Regions from separate parts of the Homo sapiens genome. Here region 2 is linked to region 1. Evidence: read pairs that join two places in POLR2A ChIA-PET (ENCODE). Cell type or tissue: GM12878. All regions are shown on one strand. Region 1 overlaps PDE8A (phosphodiesterase 8A). Region 2 overlaps PDE8A (phosphodiesterase 8A).

Evidence for each region. ChIA-PET counts read pairs that join two places held together with the same protein. Peaks named below come from ENCODE experiments on the same cell type or tissue, not always from the same donor. Only the 100,000 strongest peaks of a DNase experiment are listed, where the experiment ranks them.
Region 2: POLR2A ChIA-PET joins it to region 1 with 6 read pairs; 1 of 35 experiments calls an interaction of 5 or more read pairs at or near these places.

Annotation. Positions count from the first base shown.
Region 1 is chr15:85,072,264-85,076,263 of GRCh38, reverse strand. It overlaps PDE8A (phosphodiesterase 8A), which reads right to left. Exons shown (of 22, transcript NM_002605.3): 4 at 346-402. Among named protein-coding and RNA genes, the nearest start is that of PDE8A, 92 kb to the right of the region's middle. In GM12878, no CTCF peak of the experiment used is centred here; a DNase peak (open chromatin) is centred at 2,480.
Region 2 is chr15:85,002,992-85,006,991 of GRCh38, reverse strand. All of the region lies in intron 1 of PDE8A (phosphodiesterase 8A), which reads right to left. Among named protein-coding and RNA genes, the nearest start is that of PDE8A, 23 kb to the right of the region's middle. In GM12878, no CTCF peak of the experiment used is centred here; no DNase peak of the experiment used is centred here; H3K27ac peaks cover 482 bases.

The sequences.
Region 1 (4,000 bases):
TTTAAAGACAAAACCTAAGATTCCCCCCTCAGAGATATTTGGAGTTAGAAGGCCCTAGGAAGATACCCCTGGAAAACATTCATACTTTTAGGAATGGAATTCTCTCATAGTTCGCCTGTTTCTAAAGTGAAAGGCAGTTTAAAAATCACAAAAATCTAGCATGAGAGCACAAAGTCCTTCCAGGAAGTTAACTGAAGCAGCAAAATAAAATAAAGAATAAAGAAGAGAAGGCCACACTACAAAGGGGCATGCCTGACACAGCATGCAAGCTGTTATTTGGCCATCTGTTAAGAGCAAGTATTACACTGGTACCTCAATTTCAACATTAAAAAAATGAAAGTTTACCTGCGTACTACACCAACAATAACTGTGTTTTCTGAGAGTTTTGATGATCTGATAGACCTTAAAAAAAACACAAAACTTTAAAATAAATATAAAAATAATCCTTAAAAACCAAATATACTTAAACAATTACAACAATTAAAGTTGGAAGAGGGGTAGAAGGGAGAGTAAATGATCCCCTCACTCTCTGAATTCACTCACCTTCTTGACTACTTGATCTTTCTCTCTTTTGGGGGCAAACTCCCACTCAGTGGACTGTGTTAACTGTAATGATTATGGAGTATGAATTAACAGCTAACTAAGATGACATGTATTCTACTTGTTCTGATCTTTGTTAACCTGCATTGTTTCAGGCGGAGTATTTTCCCTGCTTTGTGCTTACATGAAAGAAGCCGTTGGTCTCTTCTTCCAAAGGAAAATGCAAGTTTATGTCTATTACCACAAGATGATGGCTATGCTTACAACGGGGATAAAGGAGCCCAAGGGCTGGCTCCACTGCATTCTAAGGAGCACAAAGGATGAAGAGTTACTAGGTAAAATGGAGGCTAAATAACCAAAAATAATCCAAAACTAGGAAATGCAAGATATTGTAATCGGTCAGAAAGAAGAGCATCAACACCTCATGAAAAGGTTAAGAACAGAGGACTGGTCTAGAAAAGTACAAGAGACTGTTCGACTAAAGTTACCCAAAGAGTACAAGACTTCCCATACAGAGTAAATTCAACCCTTTTGCAGAAGCAGCTTTAGAGGCCATGGGGAATGAAAATACAGCCAAAATATCAGAGCAGAAATAAATGTGACATAGAGTAAAAGAAAGAAAAGAAGTGCTCCACTGGAGATATGCAACAGCTTTGAACTCATCCTACACTGGGAGAAGCGAGCAGACTCTAGAGAAGAACAACTCCACTGGAGAAGAAAGGAACTCACCCCAGACCCAGAGGAAGACGACTTATGTTGGAGAGGGACTCTAAAAGGAGGAGAATGTAGAGGAACATAACCAGACTGCCCTAGTCAAGTCAAAGGTGAGCTGGCCTCCTGGAGAATGTGTCTAGGATGGCACAGAAACCAGTCAAGACTGACTGCATTTGCTTCAGCTGTTAGTTCAAGGTATAGAGCCACTTCTGAATCACAAAATCCAGAAAATAATTTGAGTGACTAGTTCTCAAGTCTCTCAAAGATGGTATACAACATAACCATTCCAGATGCGTAAGAGATTCATCATGCACGATGGATGCCCCCATCTTTTTGAGACAGGTTCCTATTTGTCACCAGGCTGGAGTACAGTGGTGCAATCACAGCTCACTGCAGTCTTGACCTCCTGGGCTCCAGCTATGAGTAGCTGCGACCAGCTGGCACATGCCACTGGCTAATTTTTTTATTTTTTGTAGAGACGAGGTCTCACTACATTGCCCAGGCTGGTCTCAAACTCCTGCATTCAAGCAGTCTCCTGCCTTGGCCTCCCAAAGTGCTGGGATTACAGGCGTGAGCCAGCACACTCAGCCAAATGCCCCCGCCCCAGTCTTAGCAAACTTTTCTGTAAAGGGTCAGGGAATAAATATTTTAGGCTTTGCAGGCCATATGGACTCTTGTCACAACTACTCAACTCTACCACTGTAGCACAAAGGCAGTCACACATAATACACAAATGAATGGGCAAGACTGTGTTCTCCTTTGCCCATTCTTGCCTGTAGGGATTCGGGCTTCATTTTCTTATGGAATCCAGGTTGAGAAAGGCTGAATCTAACAACACATGCAGAATAGGCCAGGGGTAGGGAAGTTGCTCAGGAATGGAAAAGCAGCTCTAGCGACCAGCCAGTCTCTCTCATGTTCACTTCTTCCCCACCCCCTCAACATCCCTGCTTTTCTGTGTTCACTCTGTACTCCTCTAGCATCCACCTGCCTATCCTCTCCAGAGGGAGCCAACCTAAGGGTGCTGCATGGCTCTGCTGGAAGACCCCTTGCAGACACGCCACCTCAGGGCTTACTGGCCAGGTGTCAATCCCCAGTTCAACCCTGGTCCCCCTGACTGGGGAGAGCAGGCAGGCTCAGCTTCCTGGGGAAGAGCTATGGGAAAGGCTGCTTAGGCCTGGAGGGGTCACTGGCACAACAGACACTCACAGACACAGCTAGTGCACTCATCACACCTGCTGACTAATACTCATCCTAACACTGATCTCAAACAGGGAATAAGGCGTGACTCACAAATGGTATTTTCATCACTTCTAGTGACACTGTATCTGTCCTGTGTTTACATTTCCATCATATCACAGAGATTTGGAAGGAGAAAGGGCAAATTTAAGTATGTAGCCATTTCAAACCAGCTTTCAGCTTTTTAGAAGAAAAATCAAGATGGGAGTGATGTAATGGCAAGTAGGCAAGTAGGTAGGTGATCTCACTAAGGAGCTTTGAATGAACTACTCCTATCTGGAGACACAAGAATGAGAAGCACTGGATTAAGGATAAAGTGGAAGGGAGGACCTTGTTTACCTGGAGATAAGCCCTTAAAAACAGCTCTAAAACTGTATAAAAAGGTAGAGACATACTGGGACCTTTTCTGGTGCATATGAAGGAAGAACGGGCTAGAAAACAGAAATGTCAGGAAACTGAGTTGAAAAATAACATCCTTGCATTGGAATTCATGAAAACTAGGAAAGAAATTACTTGGCATTATTGAAATGTATACCTGAATGTTCAGGAAGTCAGAATTCAAGAAGGTCACGAAAAAGATGGAGTGCGATCCTGTAGAATGAGATTCTGAAAGCAGTGTTAAGTACTCAGGGAAGTCCCCACCCACCCCACTTTTTTTTTGAGACAAGGTCTTGCTCTGTCGGCCAGGCTCAAGTGTAGTGGTGTGATCATGGCACACTGCAGCTTTGACCTCCTGGGCTCAAGTGATCCTCTCACATCGGCCTCTCAAGTAGCTGGGACTACAGGCAAGTGCCAACCATGCTTGGTTTATTTTTTGATGTTTTGTAAAGATAGGGTTTCACCATGTGGCTCAAGCTGGTCTCGAACTCCTGGGCTCAAGCAATCTGCCTGCCTTGGCCTCCCAAAGTGCTGGGATTAGAGGTGTGAGCCACCAAGCCCGGCCTCACTGGGAAAGTCTTAAAAGCATGCTACTTGGTTTACCATTAGGAATCCTTTTGGCCACACAAGATAGAAAACACCAGAGAAGAGTGGTTTAAACAGTATCTGTCTCACACATCAAAAATGTGCAGAGGAGACAGTCCAGGGCTGCCATGGACTCTGCAGGATCAGGAACCTAGCTCCTACCAGTGTTTCTCTACTATTGTCTGTACATGAGGTTTCTTCCTCATGGTCCAAGACAGATACTGAACACTAGCCATAATGTCCACATTCCAGATAGCAGGAAAAAGGGAATGCTCCTTCCCTAAGTATACTTTCCAGAAGATACACATGATAGGTCCATTGGCCAGCTGTAAGAAAAACTAGGGAATGCAATCTATTTTCTAGGTAGCCATATGCCCAGCTACACATCAGAGATTCTGTTATTAGGAAAAGAATAGAAATGGATACTGGGGGCAACTACCAGACTCAAGCTACTCTAGGCAACTACAAATAATTCTGATAATGGTCTCAACACAACACTGGAAAAAAGGCCACATAATGGAGGCTCACTATAAGAACATAGCCCAGC
Region 2 (4,000 bases), 69 kb after region 1:
TAAATGCACAATGTCCCACCACAGCTGGACACCAAGTGCTGCCGAAGGTGCTTTCTCCATGTCCCCAACCACTCCTCCTCTCCTCTTCGTAGGGACTAGTCCAAATTCCAAATATTCCCTCTTCTCAAGTACATGTCAAAAGTCTCTAATGCCAGAAGGGACATCATATACATGCCCTAATCTCATCCTCCCACTCGCAATACAGTAGCCTAATTCCCTCCTATTTCAGTGAGCAATCCTAAAAATGTTTACCAGGGGTAAGTTTAAAAGGCAAACCAGGGAAAAAAAAAAAGTTATTCACCACACATGACAAAAAGATTAACATTCTTAACTTTTAAAAAATCTACACAAGAAGAAAAACTCTATTTCTCCAATAGGAAAACAGCCAAAGTAATAGACAATATAAAAAAAATTACAAATGGTTGATAAACATATGGACAAAGACTGATATCCGTTTCAAATCAACTTAATGCAAATAAAATTGGCCAAGATTAAAAATGGGTAATACCACATTCTTCCAGGTAGACTAAATGTTAATTCCCAAATCAAACTAACTGAGTGCCTGGACCATGTACTTTAGCCCCACCTGGAATCTGTGTATGGCATCCTGCCCTCAGCTTGCACTGAGAGACATTCACCACCACATTTATGATGGCAACATTGTTCAGAACCTTGTCCCTCTGAAAGGACCCATGAGAATACTTTCTTTTATTATTATTATTATAATAATAATACTTTAAGTTTTAGGGTACATGTGCACAATGTGCCGGTTAGTTACATATGTATACATGTGCCATGCTGGTGTGCTGCACCCATTAACTCGTCATTTAGCATTAGGTATGTCTCCTAATGCTATCCCTCCCCCCACCTCACAACAGTCCCCAGAGTGTGATGTTCCCCTTCCTGAGAGAATAATTTCTTTAGGTCTGAGCTCAGAAACTGTACTTCTCCTGAGTCATTTGCCATTTTTAAATCTCCAGAATTCTGCAACTGTTTTCGTATTTGGTGAGGCTGTGGAAGCTCAGAGCCGAACGTGTGACCCAGCCCCATGGCAATCATGCATGCCCCTGTGGCATGTGTTTCCACATACTGACCTCACTCCTGACTTAATTGGTCAGTTCTCGCCATGTTCCCTTGGCCCAATTTCCTTTTTTTTTTAAACTTATTATATGTATTTTTTAAGTTACTTAAACTCTTTTTGAAACAAAACGAGAGAGGGCAGTCCTAATGCTGAGGTTGTCCCCACTCTCCTGTCCTCCATATTCTGAGAGGAATGAATCAGATTGGACTTTCACAGTTTTCATTTGTCACCACAGGTGTATAAGGTGTCTGTGTCCTGGGCTAATGAATTCTGATTGTGCAAATTAGCTTCTTAAGCAATAGTCCCTAAATACTTGGTGATTTCTAATTGCCTTACTAAATACCATATAATTCTCTCAAAATGTTCTTTTAGGAACACCAGGGGGCATATTTTTCAAGACGGAGGTGCTATAAAATCAACAAATTTGACAAGCTATTCAAATTCTAAAATGGCCTGGAATATTTAACTCAAAATATTAAAAGTTCCTGTAATAACAGCTGGGCACAGTGGCACATACTTGTAATCCCAACACTTTGGGAGGCCAAGGCAGGAAGATTGCTTGAGTCCGGGAGTTCAAGACCAGCCTGGGCAATATAGTGAGAACCTTTCTCTACAAAAAAATTAAAACATTAGCCAGATGTGGTGGTGCATGGCAGCAGTCCCAGCTACTCAGGGGGCTGAGGTGAGAGGATCATTTGAGCCCAGGAGCTCAAGCTGTGATCATGCCACTATACTCCAGTCTGGGTGACACAGCAAGACCCTGTTTCAAAACAAAAAACAAAAAAAAGTCCTATAGTAATATAGAGATAATACCCAGCTATAAAACAAATGCATACTGCAATGTGTAAGATAAATGTATTCTATATACTTCCTAGATGAAAAGACAAACTTTAGAAAAGTCACTAAAACAAAACAGGAAAAAAAATCATATGGACTATGTTGAGTCCATATGATTCCATTATGGTGGAAGAGAAATAAAATGTCATAATGTATTCTTCAAAGAAACTATGTATCATTCAATCCAGAGAGAAAACATTGTCTAAAGGTAAAAAAAAAAAAAAAAGAATATTAAAAAATGTAATTATCCCCACTCTAATTCCAGAGAATGGGGAAGTGAAACTAAGATACATCCATTCAGACCCAACTTGGTTGTGTTCAAGTATTCAAAGAAACATCATAGAACTGACAGCAATGAACGGAAGCAGAACTTAGAGATTCAGATTGTATCCTTTCTCTCTCCCTATTCCTCTTCCATTTCATTGGTTGTATCAGCCAGGATGCTTGTGGTTGCAAGTCAAGAAAATTAATCTTAAAGTATTAGGCGATAGAGTGGATTTACTGCCTCATGCTAACGCAGAGTCCAGGGTCAGCTCTTGCGAGCTTCAGGAAAGGTTTGGTAGGACTTCACAATACGGGTTTGCAATTCTCTAAGCCTATTCTCACCCAGGAGTTGGCTTTGTCCTCACTGTGGGGGGCTGTGAGGGAGGTGGGAGGAACATCTTCCCCCAACCACTCCATAGTCTGATTGGGACAGTTTCTATGACATGCCTGCCCCTGAATTAGTAACTGGGACCAGATGAATTCCATGTCCTGCTCAGCTTGGGCCTGGGTTATGTATCTATTACTGAACCAATAAATGAGGCAAGGATGTTGCTGGGGCCCACCCTAGAGCTGGAAATGAGCTCAATCCCACCCAAACTACACAACTATTATGCATGGCAAAGGGGAAAAGGGGAAGCAACAAATGTTACCAAAGAAGCTGTGGCAGAGGCTGGCTTGCTGGCTACTGAAACTCAGTTCCTCTTCTTATTGGGCACACAGCTAGATCATATTTCCCAGCCTTCAGTGAAGTGTGGCCATGTGGCCAATGGAAAGTAAGTAATCTGACATGGACCACTTCTAGACCTGGCCGTTAAAAACCTCTCACTCATGACCCTCCATGCTCTTTTCTCCTTTTGGGAGCTTGTCCATATAGACAAGCATGGCAACCTTGGCAACCATATGTTGAAGATAAAAGAGCCACAGATAGAAGGAGCCTTAGTCCCTGAATCACTGCTTTGAGAACAGTCTTCCACTCTTCTCTAAGGACAGGGTAAAATGAGAAGTGATGAGCAATGCAGGGTAATTAAATATCTCTTAGGCAGGCTACACGAAGTAAGGGAGAACGTCAACTGGGAAGCCTTGTTGAAATTTTCCTACAAATTACCTATTCTTCTCTTAGCAAACAGAGTAAGTGGAAAAGTTCTCTAACAATTCAGAATACAAACTGCCTCAGGGTAAGATTAGGAATAAAAACTATCATTACATATAAAAGTAGTATTAATTCTTATGCTGAAAAAGCGTTTTGGGGCCTTGGCTGAACCCCAGTGCAGGGACAGCTATTGTTCTGATCAGTACCCTCACCTCCTCTGAGGGGCGCTCCCCCTCATTGCAACTATCCTGTTCTGTGAAAGTTGTTGCCCATCGCAGAGGTCGTCCACTGGCTGCTGGGGTGGGCAGGTGTTTCCAAGCCAGGCCCATCTTGGTTTTTCCCCAGGATTTTCAAATTGGAATTAAGGGAAGAAGCTCTCTACTGATGAAGTTATAAAATGTGAGGCCAGGAGCTACTGATGGACATTGTTTCCTGTTGAACAGCAAAAAGTAGCCCAAGGAAACAAAGATGGCACCAATGACAGGGAAAGATGGAAAAAAAGTCCTGGTTTCATTTGTACCAGAGGCCAGCATACCCATGTCCTTCCCTTGGTCTGGTTATGTAAGCCAGAATATGGTGATCCACAAATTCCACTTCTGGCTTCAGCTAGTTTAGAATGCATTATGTCACTTACAGTCAAAAGAAACCTGACCAATATAATCAGGAAACTTGACTGAAAAAAAAAAATTCATGACATCTCACTAAACTCAAAGAAGTAAAATGAAAAA